2 separate regions of the Mus musculus genome follow, and region 2 is linked to region 1. Evidence: chromatin contacts called from ENCODE Hi-C or POLR2A ChIA-PET data. All regions are on one chromosome and are shown on one strand. Each heading gives the region's core, a stretch centred on a gene start or an enhancer-like site at or near the end of the contact. The rest is flanking DNA. Distances are from core to core; before and after follow the strand shown. Region 1 holds the start of Arg2 (arginase type II). Region 2 holds the start of Vti1b (vesicle transport through interaction with t-SNAREs 1B).

Region 1 (6,770 bases), core at 1,712-4,211:
TCAAATGTGCTGGTGCCCCTCTCACCAATTTGCGTCTTATAGAGCTGGTGAAAGGCATATCTTCTGGACCTTCCCATTGTGGACAATTATGCTTTACACAATATATCCACTCTAGCATTGCAATTTCCCTAAGTCTTAAAATCCCTTCATCAACACTAAGCCACGGAATATCAGGCATCTCCAAGTCATTTCCAGTAGGCCATCTTTTGATAAACACCTCAGCCAACCATTCAAACAAACTTTTGACACCTTTTTTAACTATGCGAGCTTCCGTATTAAACCTAGAATCTCTACTCAGAGGACCCATGTCAATAAACTCAGCCTGCTCTAGTTTTATGTTCCTTCCACCCTTATCCCACACCCTTAAAATCCATTCCCACACATATTCACCAGGTTTCTGCTTGAATGAATTAGCAAACTCATTAAGCTCCTTAGTAGTGTAGCGAATTTCCTCATGGACTATACTTTCTACCTCCCCTCTAGGAGCCTGTTTTGCTTTGAGTCTGGTTACAGGTCTAGAAGAAACTATTGGTGGGCCGTGAGCAGACTCTGCAAAATTAATTTTCTCATGTGGGGAAGGCATTATTTCAAGAGGTGGGGCTGAGGGTACTACTTCCTCAGGTGGGGCAAACCCTTGAGAATCTGAGGATTCAAAATTCTCAGCTTCAACATGGTCTTCCCACACATCCCCGTCCCATGTTGTAGGATCCCATTCTTTGCCAATTAGAGCCCTTACTTTAACTGTCGACACACTCTGAGGCTGAGACTTGAATTTTCTCTGTAGTTCAGCCAACCTTACAATGAGAGTTTCTGTTTGATTTTCTGCAACTTGAGCTCTATTGCTACAAGAGAGAAGATTCTCCTCAAGGACACACTTAGCAACTTTTAGATCGTTTACTTGTGTCTGGAGCCTTTCGATTTTATCACACAACTCCTTCCTTTCATTCATCATTTTTTCCACAGATACTAAGAGCAGCCAGCCAGTAAAATCATTTTTCGATTTTTTCCCCATCTTGTAGAAAGCTTTGTGCACTGAATCACCTAATTCATTAAGAAAATCAAGGGCATTAGCTTCTTTAAGTTCGGAATATAGTTTCAACCATGGGTCTTCAAAATTCTCTGAGCTCCCAGGAGGGAGAGAATCTGGAGAGGTTTCAATAGTTGAAAGTGCTGGTGGATCAACAAGCCAATTCCAGTATTTTAAAAGATTCATCCTTGTACTTCTGTTACTCTAGAACCACTCCTGGTACCAACTTCTGTATTAGTCAGGGTTCTCTAGAGTCACAGAACTTATGGATAATTTCTAAATAGTAAAGGAATTTATTGATGACTTACAGTCGGCAGCCCAATTCCCAACAATGGTTCAGTCGCAGCTGTGAATGGAAGTCCAAGGATCTAGCAGTTACTCAGTCTCACGCAGCAAGCAGGCGAAGGAGCAAGAGCAAGAGCTAGACTCCCTTCTTCCAATGTCCTTATATTGTCTCCAGCAAAAGGTGTAGCCCGGATTAAAGGTGTGTTCCACCACACCTTTAATCCCAGATGAAAGGCATAGCCCAGATTAAAGGTGTGTTCCTTAACTCGGAGATTCAATCTTCTGGAATCCATAGCCACTACGGCTCAAGATCTTCAAACCAAGATCCAGATAAGGATCTCCAAGCCTCCAGATAAGGGTCACTGGTGAGCCTTCCAATTCCGGATTGTAGTTCATTCCAAATATTGTCAAGTTGACAACCAGGAATAGCCACTACAGCAGGCTACAGAGTCACAGTTAAGAGTACAGTGTTAGACAATCTTGCCACTGTATGAAACACTCAATATGTCCATTTTATCATACTGTAAACTTGTGCTTACAACAAAGAATGCAGATCCTTCTATCTCCCCTAGCTTGCTGTGTCTGTGGAGGCAAGAAGCATCGGATTCCCCAGAAGCTGGGGTTAATGGCTATGCATAAAACTCTGCAAAAACCAGGTCCTCTGCAAGAGCAATGTGTGTCCGTAATTGCAGGGCCATCAGCCACTATTTACTATTAAAACCATGAAAAGCTCCTTGATATTTTTGGATTTGTTTCAGCCTCCTTTTAATTTAGAATGATCAGAATGTGTTGATATAGTTGGCCTCTAGTAACCAGTGCTCTTATTGTTCATGTAAAGAACTGAAAACAGGGGCCCAGAGAGGTAGCTGAACAGTTAAGAGCATCTGTTACTTTTGCTAAGGGCTTGGGTTTGATTCTCAGCACTCACATGGTGGCTCATAAAGGTCTGTAGTAACTCTAGTTCCAGCAAATCCTATATCCACTTCTGACTTCCCTGGGCACCATGAATGTCTGTGGTGCACAAACATATATACAGGCAAAACACTCATACACATTTAAAAAAATCTGAAAAGGAAATAAAATTTTGTTTAAAAAAATTAAAAAAAAAATCTAGAAAGTAATTGCTTGGTAAATTCTAAATTCTCCCCAAAGATCCAAGGTAGGTGAGTTTTTAAAAAGCCAGACTCAAGAGGACACTGATGGGGTAAATGTTTCTAGGATTTTAAGCTTTGAGATAGAAAGCTGCAGATGGATGCTGACTTGGTGTGGGTTAGCAGATGACCCCGGGTGCGGGCAGGCCACGGCCAGTGCCAACTCTTCAGCCGAGATAGCGCCTGGGGCGGGTACATGTGTCAAGTTCTCAAGTTCCACTGAGGTCTCCAACCTGGCAGGGACGCTGCTTCCCGGGAAACCACACAGGTGCCACTCTGATCAGCGGCTTTATGGTATCCGCCTTGGTGGCTTAGGCATCGGGGGCGGGGGGAGCGTGTCCAGGGAAAGAGAGGACAGGTCCAATGGTGACTTAACGGCAGGCGCGTCCCAGGCCCTGGAGAGCTGTAGTCCTCCGAGAAGGTGCGCCGGGGGCTGGTTGGAGGCGTGTCCGAGAGATGCTGACGTCACAGGGCGGTGCGCTCGCCTAGTGAAGCATCGAAGCTGTGGGAGGCTGCACTCACTCGAGGTCCTGAGTTGCACCGAGCCGGTTCTCCTAGGGTAATCCCCTCCCTGCCAATCATGTTCCTGAGGAGCAGCGCCTCCCGTCTCCTCCACGGGCAAATTCCTTGCGTCCTGACGAGATCCGTCCACTCTGTAGCTATAGTCGGAGCCCCTTTCTCTCGGGGACAGGTGAGAGCTGCGACCCGAGCTGACGGGACACTAAGCCTAGAGAGTTTCTTGGGGCCAGGAGGGAGGAGGGGGGAAAAAACGGGGGGAAGAGCTCGCGGGATCCCATGGCGGGTACGTGGAGCGCACGTTGGGTTTTCCTGGACCCAGATGGAGATGAGGGACTGATGGAAGGCAAGGGGGTGAGAGAGGGCACTGGGCATCGAGAGGGAGGGAAGTGGGCATCGAGAAGCGAGCATCTGCGGCCTCCAGGACGACGGAGAGTGGGCATTTCCAGCTTTGGGGTGATGACAGGAAGGAAAAGAGAGAGGATTCCATGGAGGAGCTGGAGAAGGCAAAACCGGGATCGTTGAGAAATTGTCGGAGAGGAGGTTAGAGACGGTGACCGGGGATTAAGGCAGGCTTCAGGTTCTATTCTTGCAGAAAGAGCATTAACCTGGAAAGAAATTGATGTCGGTCTCTGCAACTGCGGGAGGGACGAAGGGGCTTTGTTCTGCCTTCAATGAAAGGAACCTGCTGTCGCGGAGGGCGCACTCACTGATGGGGAAGCTAGGTGCCGCGTTCTGCCAGATACAGGTACCGGATCAAAGCTCACTGAGCCCTTTCCTGATCCGAGACTTTCCTGGTCTGGCTCTCAGTGAGGGACTCAGAAGGTTGATTTGCTTTCAAGAACAGAATCTTCCCTCCGCCCATTAAGCATTTAGTGAAACGATCAGCCTTCTACAGTAGAAGTTTTGATGCTGTGAAAGGTTTGCAGAGGAGTCTTTTAGGAGCTCCGGGTAGCAGCAGAGATTTCTGTGTCAAAGTGTTTCTGCTCCTTTCCTCACCTTCTCTTATGTCTGTGGGGTTTGTATGATTCACAGAAGAAGCTAGGAGTGGAATATGGTCCAGCTGCCATTCGAGAAGCTGGCTTGCTGAAGAGGCTCTCCAGGTTGGGTAAGTGGTTGGATTTCTGTGTTTGTTCCGGAAGGGGAAAAAACCTGTTCAGAATCTCATCTCTTCTATCCTGATCCTGTGGTAGCAGCTTGGCACCTGTAATTTGTTCCCATCTGGTATCCTTTGGATTCCTTCTGCAGATAAACATCTATCAGGGAATCTTCAGAGGAAGTCTTCTTGCAGATAGTGTTGGGGAAAGTGAAGCAGAGCAAAGTAGGTCCTGGAACAGTGTACTGCCAGTGTACTGCCAGTGCAGCTAAGGATTCTAGCTCGCTCAAGAGCTAACTGCTCAGTTAACCTTTCCTGGTTACAAGGTAGCTTTCCTAACTCAGACTTGAGCCAAGCCTGAGTCATCCACCACACGTGTTGCCTCTTTCCAAACCATTTCCTCTCTGGGGCTAGTGGGTTTGTATTATTGTAACCCTGATGTAGATGTTTTTTTTTTTTTTTTCCCCAAAACTACCTAATTATGAAATCACTTGGGTGACTTGTTCAAAGCAGTTCCTAGCTAGCCTCCTCCATGGAAGAGTTCTGACTCCTTGCAGATGAGGTAAGAGCTAGATAGATCTGTGCATTTTTACAGGCATTCCTTGAAGTCAGATTTGCAATTTTCTGTGTTGTAATTAAGGTAGTGTTTAGACTTTTAGGACCAGAAATAAATCAGAATTCCGAGATAAACACCATGTCTACAGTTAGTGGAGAACTATTAGTACTGTGGCATCACATTTCAATACCTGTTTGGTATCTGACCCAAATACGGCTAGCATGTCCCCAGTTGTCTCAAGCACCATTCACAAATCTTTTCTGCTGCTGTGACTATGATTTACACAGTCGATAGAAAGCTTTGGCGACAGGAATGCAGAATCAGGGTGAACTACAGATGTCAACTCTTACTCTGAAACAGTTGATGATCATGAAGCCATTTCAAGGGCCCTCATCCTTCAGAATCAGGAATAATGAAATCGTCTAATGTGTCCCTTTTATGCGGGGCCATGATAGGGAACAAAGACAGATGAAAGCTGACCACAAACAGCAAGTTGGTGAACCAGTGAGTATGTTGAGATGGCATACAGGTGAGGGGCCACATTACAGAGAGCCAACCTCAGCTTGAGTATCAAAACTGTAGTGGCCTAAACACTTTCAAATTAGTCTGGGCCAAATGTCCAAGGATGGGGTGGTCTCTCATAAGGTAGAGGTTGTGATGTCTTTGGAATGGCTTGAGTAACTAGATTACCAGTGATTGTGTGAAATGGAAAATAAGAAAAGATAGCAAGAAAAGCAGATTTTTGTTGTTGTTTGAGACAACAACTTGTTATGGAGACCAGGCTGTTATTGAACTTGAAGAGATACAATTGCCTCTCCCTCCAAAGTGCTGGGATTAAAGGTGTGTGCCACCAAGCCTAGGCAAAAAGCAGATCTGAAGATGAAATAAAGGTGGTTTTGAACATGATGGGTTTGAGATACCTGTAAAAGGAAGATGAGGCCCTAGAACAAAGGTAGAAAAGCAAGCATGGCTTTCTAGAGGAAGGCCAGAGTTGGGGCAGAACTGAAAGAAGGGGAGGAGGTTTAAGAGACAACAGCAGTTAAGAGCACTGGCTGTCTTTGTAGAGGACCCAGGTTTGGTTACCAGCACCCTCATGGATGCTCACAACTGTACTTGTAGGGCATCTGATGCCTCTTCTGATCTCCATGGGCACCAGGCATGCGCATAGTACACATACATATGAGAGACTCCTGGTAGGGATAGGGGCCATGGTTATCTAATAAAGGTGGAGAATTTCCAAGATGGCCAACTTCTACCTCACTTTCCTGACTTGAGACAAAAGCTTGGCAGCTTACAACACATGCCTTGTAGGCTTTTATCTCCCACTAGCAGGCGCCCTGCTGACAGGCTGGCTCAATAAGTTCAAAGCCAGTCACACAATAGTTGCATGCCAGTCAGCCATCCTCTTTTAAAGATTTATTTATTTTATGTATATTGAGTACACTGTAGCTGTGCAAATGGTTGTGAGCCATCATGTGGTTGCTGGGAATTGAATTCAGAACCTCTGCTCACTCTGGCCCAAAGATTTATTATTATAAATAAGTACACTGTCACTGTCTTCAGACACACCAGAAGAGGGCGTCAGATCTCATTACAGATGGTTGTGAGCCACCATGTGGTTGTTGGGATTTGAACTCAGGACCTTCATAAGAGCAATTGGTGCTCTTAACCACTGAGGCATCTCTCCAGCCCCATCCTCTCTTTCTATAAACTGACCAACTCTTCAGAGACTTGGAAACCCTAGCCCTCCAGAAGAGAATGGATTTTTCTAGTCTTTTTAGATGGTTGTCTTCTCTGTGCCTCTGTTGTATGTATGCATTTCCTCACCCCTAATAATCACCTTCCTTCTACTGCTGATGGTGTCTGTTCCCGATGGTGTCTGTTCCCGTTGGTGTCTGTTCCCGATGGTGTCTGTTCCCGATGGTGTCTGTTCCCGTTGGTGTCTGTTCCCGATGGTGTCTGTTCCCGTTGGTGTCTGTTCCCGATGGTGTCTGTTTCCGTTGGTAGTGTTTGAGATTGCTCTGCTGAAACAAACCTGTTGCACTCAAGAGTTTTCGTAGTTCTTAAATTCTTTAGGTGGCAAAAAAAAAAAAAAAAAAAAAAAACAATCCCAGGCAAGACCCCTAAACTGTATCATGC
Region 2 (6,770 bases), core at 3,138-5,637, 42 kb after region 1:
GGCTGTGCTCTTAGTCACCAAGAATGGAAAAAGAACACTTGCAGTCAAGAATAGCTACTTCCACCAGAGCTGACTGTCACTACTCCTACAACCAGCATATATCCAAACTCAAGTACACCCTCTTCCTGATCTAAGCTAGGCAGTGTCCCTTTTCCTAGCTCAGATTTTTCTACAGCAGTGTCATTTTTTACCTACACTCAAAGAGGCAACTTCTAGAACAATTCAAGAAAAGAGTGTCAGTGAAAGTGGTGGGGGAGGTAGATGGGAACTGCTTTCATCAACTTTCCTGTGTCACCTTTATTTATTACCTTTCAAAACAGAACTTCACCTTTGAGCTCTTTTATGGACTCCTAGATTTAAAACAAAGGAAAAACCTAAGAACCTAGAAAGGGCTCTTTCCAGTCTTGGCTCCAACATGACCAAAAAAAAAAGGGGGGAAGAAGAAACAAGTCATACCAAAAAAGGCCACAGGCATGTGCAGGCAACTCATTCTATGAATCATTCTGTGAATTGTACGTGGTTTATGTCCAAGGACAAAGCCATAAAGAAGTTCCAAACTACCATCGGGGACATTTTCAAATTGAGTGTCTTTGATGCTTCTGTGATTCCCAAAAGGGCTCTGTCAAGCTGCACTACCCAGGGATCAGTGACATTCATAGCAAGGTAGTCAAGAATTGATCTCGTGAAGCTGGAAGGACCTAACACCCCCCACCATGACTTAGGCCAGCTGGTGCTGCCCCTAGACCTCCATCAAAGCCCATAGGGCTGAAAAACATCTAGGAAAATAGATGTTAGAAAAGCAAATATTCAGAATCAAAAGAGGCTTGTCTCTACTGAACTGAGGAGTCACTAGCTGTTTTTGATGCTTCAGTCTCACATATCAATCAGCATTAGAGCTGGGATAGTTCTCAGAAATTATCAACCTCATTTTACAGCTGTAGAAACTAGAACCTAAGGGGCTGGAGAGATGGCTCAGGGGTTAAGAGCAATGACTGCTATTTCAGAGGTCCTGACTTCAATTGCCAAAAACCACATGGTGGCTCACAACCATCTGTAATGGGACGAGATGCTCTCTTCTGGTGTGTCTGAAGACAGTGACAGTGTACTACTAGATATAAAATAAATAAATAAATCTAAAAGAAAAGGAAAAAAGAAAAGAAACTAACCTGGACAAGTGCCCTCCCTAAGGCCATAGGATCTCAAAGTAATGTACCATTAATGTTGACAACCCTCTTCTTATGGAATATTAATGCATTAGACAGGGAGACTGTAAGTGCAATGCAGTAATGCTGACTCCAGAGGGCACTTAGCAAGCACCAGACACAGTGAACTTTCAAATATTAGGCACTACCATTGATTCTCAAAGTAAATGCATAGACCTGGAGCAAAACACAATTCAGCAGAGTATACAGGGTGGGAAGTAATGGAACTTCTGTAACCTGTGAGTGATTTGTGTTTACCAGCCTGCCCTGCATGGCACTTCTGTTTCTTTCCTAGCTCTAAAGAGACAGCATCTTAGGGCCGGATAGATGACTTACCAGGTAAAGGTGTTTGCTGCAGCCTGATAATCTGTTTAATCCCCAGGACCCATGCAGTAAAACAAGAAAGCATAAACTGTCCTCTGAGCTCTACATGTATACACACAACAAACAAAACTGAGGTCTCAGGTATCGATACTGGACTTCAAGCAAATTAAAATGGAAAACTGTCAATAATTTTATCACAAGGACAAATGTCTCCAAGTACCAGAAAACCAAAACCTGAAACAATAACTATTAGCACTTAACATATTAATCAGATGACAAAATTCCATCCCTTCTGAGGCTTTAGAGAAACCTCTTCAGATGATGCAAAGCCAAGATAAGAAATTACAGCTGTAGGTGATGAATGCTATAATTAGGCTAATACTTACCATACATGGTAAAACTGTTACTGCCACAAAACCCTCCTAAATTAGGATACATGGTGGCAGCTACCCTTCAAGGGCCATGAGAATACAGACTATACTTTGGGGAAATAAGTATCTCTTTCACTCTGGTTGTTTTAACCAATGTATATACATCAATATGAAGAGTAATGAAAATGTGAAAAAAAAAAAAAAGAGAAATTATTCTGCTTCAATACCCAGGTACTTTCTTCTAAGACCTCATAGACCTTCTAAGACCTTTAACAACCAAAAATTGATTTTTACAATAATTTAACAAATACAATATGTAGTTTATTTGAGAAAGGGTCTCACTGTGTACTCTAGGCTGGCCTTGAACTCATGGAGATTCCCTGCCTCTGCCTCCTAAGTGCTACTAAAGGTATGCACCACCACCCCAAACATATCTAGTAAATATTTGTCAGATACCTAGGATGTGCTGTGTACTGTTCCAGGGAGTTTAGGACACATGCTAAACGATCAAACAAACAAACAACAAACAAAAATACTATTTCATTTCCAGTTCACTGGCTCTCAAACTTAAGCCAGCACTAGAAATCCCTCGAGTGTAGTTAAGGCAGACTGCTTGCCGTAAGCTTTGGATTCTGTGAGTCAGAATGGGGCCTGAGCATGTGCAGTTCTCAAGTTCCCAGATGGTGTTGATGGGCTGATTCACAGACTACAATTCCAAACTACTTTCCTAGTAACACAAAAACAATACACTGTATCATAAATATGCAAAGTGATGAGTACATTAGAAAATAGTGTTCTGAGGCTGGGCAATGGCAATACAAGCCTTTAATCCCAGCACTTGGGAGGCAGAGGCAGGTGGTTTGAGGCCAGCCTAGTCTACAGAGAGAGTTCCAGGACAGCCAAGACTACACAGAGAAACCCTGTCTTGAAAAACAAACACAAACCCAAAAAAACAAAAACAAGCAAGCAAAAAGAGCATCCTAAGAATAACTGTGTAGAGAGCTAATATTTCTAAATAAAACAACAAACACATATTAATAATAGCTGGTAGCTCTTACTGTTGCCAGACGGTGTTTTTAATAGCTTTACATATCTCATTTACTCCCCACAAAAACTCCATGAAGTCAGATGCTACGTTTTACTTTATAGTGGAAACTAGTTTGGTTAAAATAACTTGCAAAGTCACATAGCTAATAAAAGGTGTATGTAACTTAGATAATCTGACTCTAGAACTCTTTTCTTTCCTTCCTTCCTTTTTTTTTTTTTTTTTTTTTAATTTTTGATAGAGTCTCAAGATAGAAGAATCTAGCTGGTCTGGAACTCTGTGTTGCTGTGTAAAACCAGGCTGGCCTTGAACTCACTGAGATTCTGTTTCTACCTCCCAAGTGCTGGGATTAAAAGTGTTCACCACTGGCAATCTCTTGAATGGCAGAAAAATATTTTGTCATACACTGTTATCTTTAATGCACAGGTAGACATTCTCATCTCCAGCTCAAACGAGTATGCGCCTCTTATTTAAGTTCATTCATTCAACTGATCACGTGAGAAGACACGGCCCCTTCTCAATCTTCCTCCTCACATCCACCAGTCTCATAAATCTCGGCACCACCTGTTGGATTTAATGCTCACTCTCCAGATTCGCATGCTTACCCAGTCAACTGTCATAGAAGCTCCTAACACAGTCTCTTATAGCCATTCTCACATCCTCTATCCAGCTATCCGCCGCCTTGCTTCTAAAATGAAATCCACATTACTCCGCTGCTTATGTTCCTTAAGGATTTACCCTAGTACGTCAAAAAAGTCTAAATGTGAGACTTCCGGTTCCTCTCCAATGTAGCTGTCTTCCTCCCCTCACCTCCCGCCACTGTCTCACATATAAGCTAATCTCCATGGTTACAACTATTTTTAAAATTTCATTGCCTACCAAAATGCCAAACTCCTACATGCCCAACTCCAAATTAAGGGTTTTTTTTGTTTTTTGTTTTTGTTTTTTGTTTTGTCACAGGAGCACAGATTGAAGAATGCCCTATGCTACTGGGAGAGGAAGATAACTAAAGGCTCGCTAGGAGAGGACATCCTAATGTCTATCCCTTTGCACGCCCCCAGTCACCACAAGAGGCAGCACACCCTGGGCGTCCGGGGCCCGACAGCAGCAGGGGGCGTGCCCAAAGGGGAAGCGGGGAGCCCCGGGTCGGTGTTTGGGATCCTGCACCCTGCGGAGTCCTCCCGGCCTGGTCCCGCCCCCGCCTCACCTGTCCCCGCGGTCCCCAGCAGCCGCTCCGGCACCCCTTGTAAGTCTTCAAGGAGGCCGCGGAAGATCTCGTGCAGCTTCTCGAAATGCTCGGAGGAGGCGGCGGAGGCGGCCATGGCGCAGGTTGCGCGTGAGCTGCGGCCACCGGGCGCTGGGCCCACTCCCACCTCAGCAATCAGCTGCCCAGCCCCGAAGCCATCACTGCAGCCGCACCTCGGCCTCCCGGAATCAGGCGCTTCCGGGGTCCTCGGAGCCGGACGCCCTCCCCCTGCTTGTCACTGCACGGGCGCCGGGCGCCAAAGCCTGACAAGAAGCCGGGGCGGGGACGACACTCAGCTACTACAGGGGCGCGGTCTCGCGCCAAGACGAGCCGGTGGCTCCGACCTGGAGACAAACAGTGGGCACAGAGGAGGTACCAAAGGGAAGGGCCCGAGGGAGCCCGCGGGACTGGCGCCTCGGCCGCCTCATCCGGGCCCGCCGGTCCTGCAGTGCATACTGGGAATTGTAGTTAAGTGAGGGAGGACGGCCGTGCAGGGAGGGCCCGGAGTGCCAGCGGTGTTGCGCAGACTGGCTAGCACACGCCCCTCGCTGTCATCGCAGTTCCTTCTGCCACCTGACTTCATATCCCGTCTAAATGTTCAGTCTCAGCCCTAGATAGATGAGCAGAGGCCTGCCTACCCTCGGATGGTATAACTCTAATAAAAGTGGAGAGATTAAGTGGCCAGGGTCACATGTTTTCAGAACCGGAAAATGGGCAGTGTGATCCCAGAATACCCACAGCTTTTAGCGGCTGAACCAGTCCAGACCATTAGGCTGCCCCGGGTTCTCATTCACAACATGTTAAGAATAGACATTTTGATAAACCAAAGTTATATATTGATCAAAGTAATTTTGTCTCTGCCCTTGGGTAATGTATGATTTGGTGTGGAAGACAGACCCATCTTATCTGCCCTTATGTGAAATATATCAACAATTACGAAGTCCTTTCTGTCCTTCCATAGATATAAACCCCTGTGTATACTGTTGGCAGGGTTTCCAACAAAGGGCCCACTCACAAAAGTTTTCGTGGTGATTCAATATTTATACATGGAAATATATATATATATATATATATATATATATATATATATATATATATATATATATATATATAAAAGGGTGTTACCGAGGGGTACAACACTTATCTAGCATAAGCAAATCCTATAGTCCATCTTCTAAGGTGTGTGTGGGAGTGGGTTCCTGGTGATTTTTGTCTTTGAAGCCCTGGGTTTTACAAGCTTGAATCCACCAACCGTTAAATTCAATGAAAAAATAAAAACAAAACGCAGTGTGCAGGGATGACAAAGTCTGATGTTGTTAGCAGTGGTGCGAAGTCTTAATATTTTTCTTATAAAATTAAAAGGTAGTTCAAGAGTGTTGTTGTTCAATTTTAATCCTAGCACTTGGAAGACAGAGGCAGATGGATCACTGAGTTCGAGGCCAGCCTGGTCTACAGAGCACATTGCAGGACAGCCAGACCATATAGAGAAACCATGCCCAAAAAACATAAAATTAAAAAATTTATACTTGAATATGTATGAACACATGTGAGGGCAAGTGCCCTGCCTGTGGAGCCCAGAAGAGGGTGTTGGGTCTTTTGGAGCTGGAGTTACAGGTGGGCTGCCTGCCATGCTGTTAAGAGTTGTGTGTGATCCAAAGAACTGTGACATTTCTTCAACCCCAAGTCTTATCTTTCTGTCGCAGAAATAGATATAAAAAGGAGCTCCTGCCAAGACCGAGAGATGTGGAAACAGTGACCTTTGGTCGGTGTCACGTAAGTAGAAAATGATTTGATGATTGGTCTGGTGATCACAAACCAAATTAACGACACTTGCATTTTAGGTGTACTATAGTGATTCTGGGACACAGGCATCCAATAGAATGGGAAATAACTGCATAACTGTGTTTTCTTTAAGCTACAATTACTTTCATTTAATTCTAACAGTTATAATCTAGAATTAAAAACAAGGTAATTGAAAAGAACCTTTGTTTTCATTGACAAGTGAATATAAATTAAGTGAAATATTATTTTAATTAATCACTGCATTGTCAAAAATTTTCCAATATCCCCATAAACTAATTTTAAAATACGTTTATTGGTCAGAACAAACCCATAAATTTATTAATTTACAAATATTAGAAGTTAAAGATTGTGGTCCTGTCAGTCTTACATATTCAAGCTTAAAATATAATTGTCAGCCCGAGGAAATGGCAAACTCCCTTAGAATAGCATCCTCCAAACCAGTGATGGGAACATGAGGGATTCCTGACACCCTTGGTCTGCATTGCTTTTGATAAAAGCTCTCCAAATAAAGCAGAATCGTAGTAAATTGAGGCTATCTCTACTTTCTTTTGCAGTGCTGGGATCAAACCCAGGGGCCTCAACATTTCAGGAGAGCATACCCCCAAAGTCAAAATTGATTTCTTTTTTTTTTACAAAATTATTTGTATGTGTGCCTGCATATATATCTATGCACCACATTCCTGCAGGGCCTGTGGAGGTAGATGAGGCTGTCTGATCCTCTAGATCATCTATAACTGAGGTTATAGATGGTTGTGGTTGCCAAGTGGGTCCTAGTAATT

Evidence for each region. Hi-C counts contacts between places; a loop is a spot of excess contacts on that map. ChIA-PET counts read pairs that join two places held with the same protein, here RNA polymerase II (POLR2A).
Region 2: POLR2A ChIA-PET joins it to region 1 with 28 read pairs in Patski. The contact joins the promoter of Vti1b here to the promoter of Arg2 in region 1. A Hi-C loop is called at or near these places in 1 of 37 maps with a recorded cell type or tissue (gastrocnemius). POLR2A ChIA-PET finds 5 or more read pairs at or near these places in 2 of 5 experiments (Patski and embryonic stem cell).

What each region holds. Positions count from the first base shown.
Region 1 is chr12:79,127,827-79,134,596 of GRCm38, forward strand. It overlaps Arg2 (arginase type II), which reads left to right and starts at 2,962. Exons shown (of 8, transcript NM_009705.3): 1 at 2,962-3,154; 2 at 4,015-4,087. The coding sequence starts at 3,044.
Region 2 is chr12:79,168,071-79,174,840 of GRCm38, forward strand. Vti1b (vesicle transport through interaction with t-SNAREs 1B) reads right to left here and starts at 4,388. Exons shown (of 6, transcript NM_016800.3): 1 at 4,150-4,388. The coding sequence starts at 4,264. It overlaps Rdh11 (retinol dehydrogenase 11), which reads right to left. Exons shown (of 7, transcript NM_021557.6): 7 at 6,163-6,770.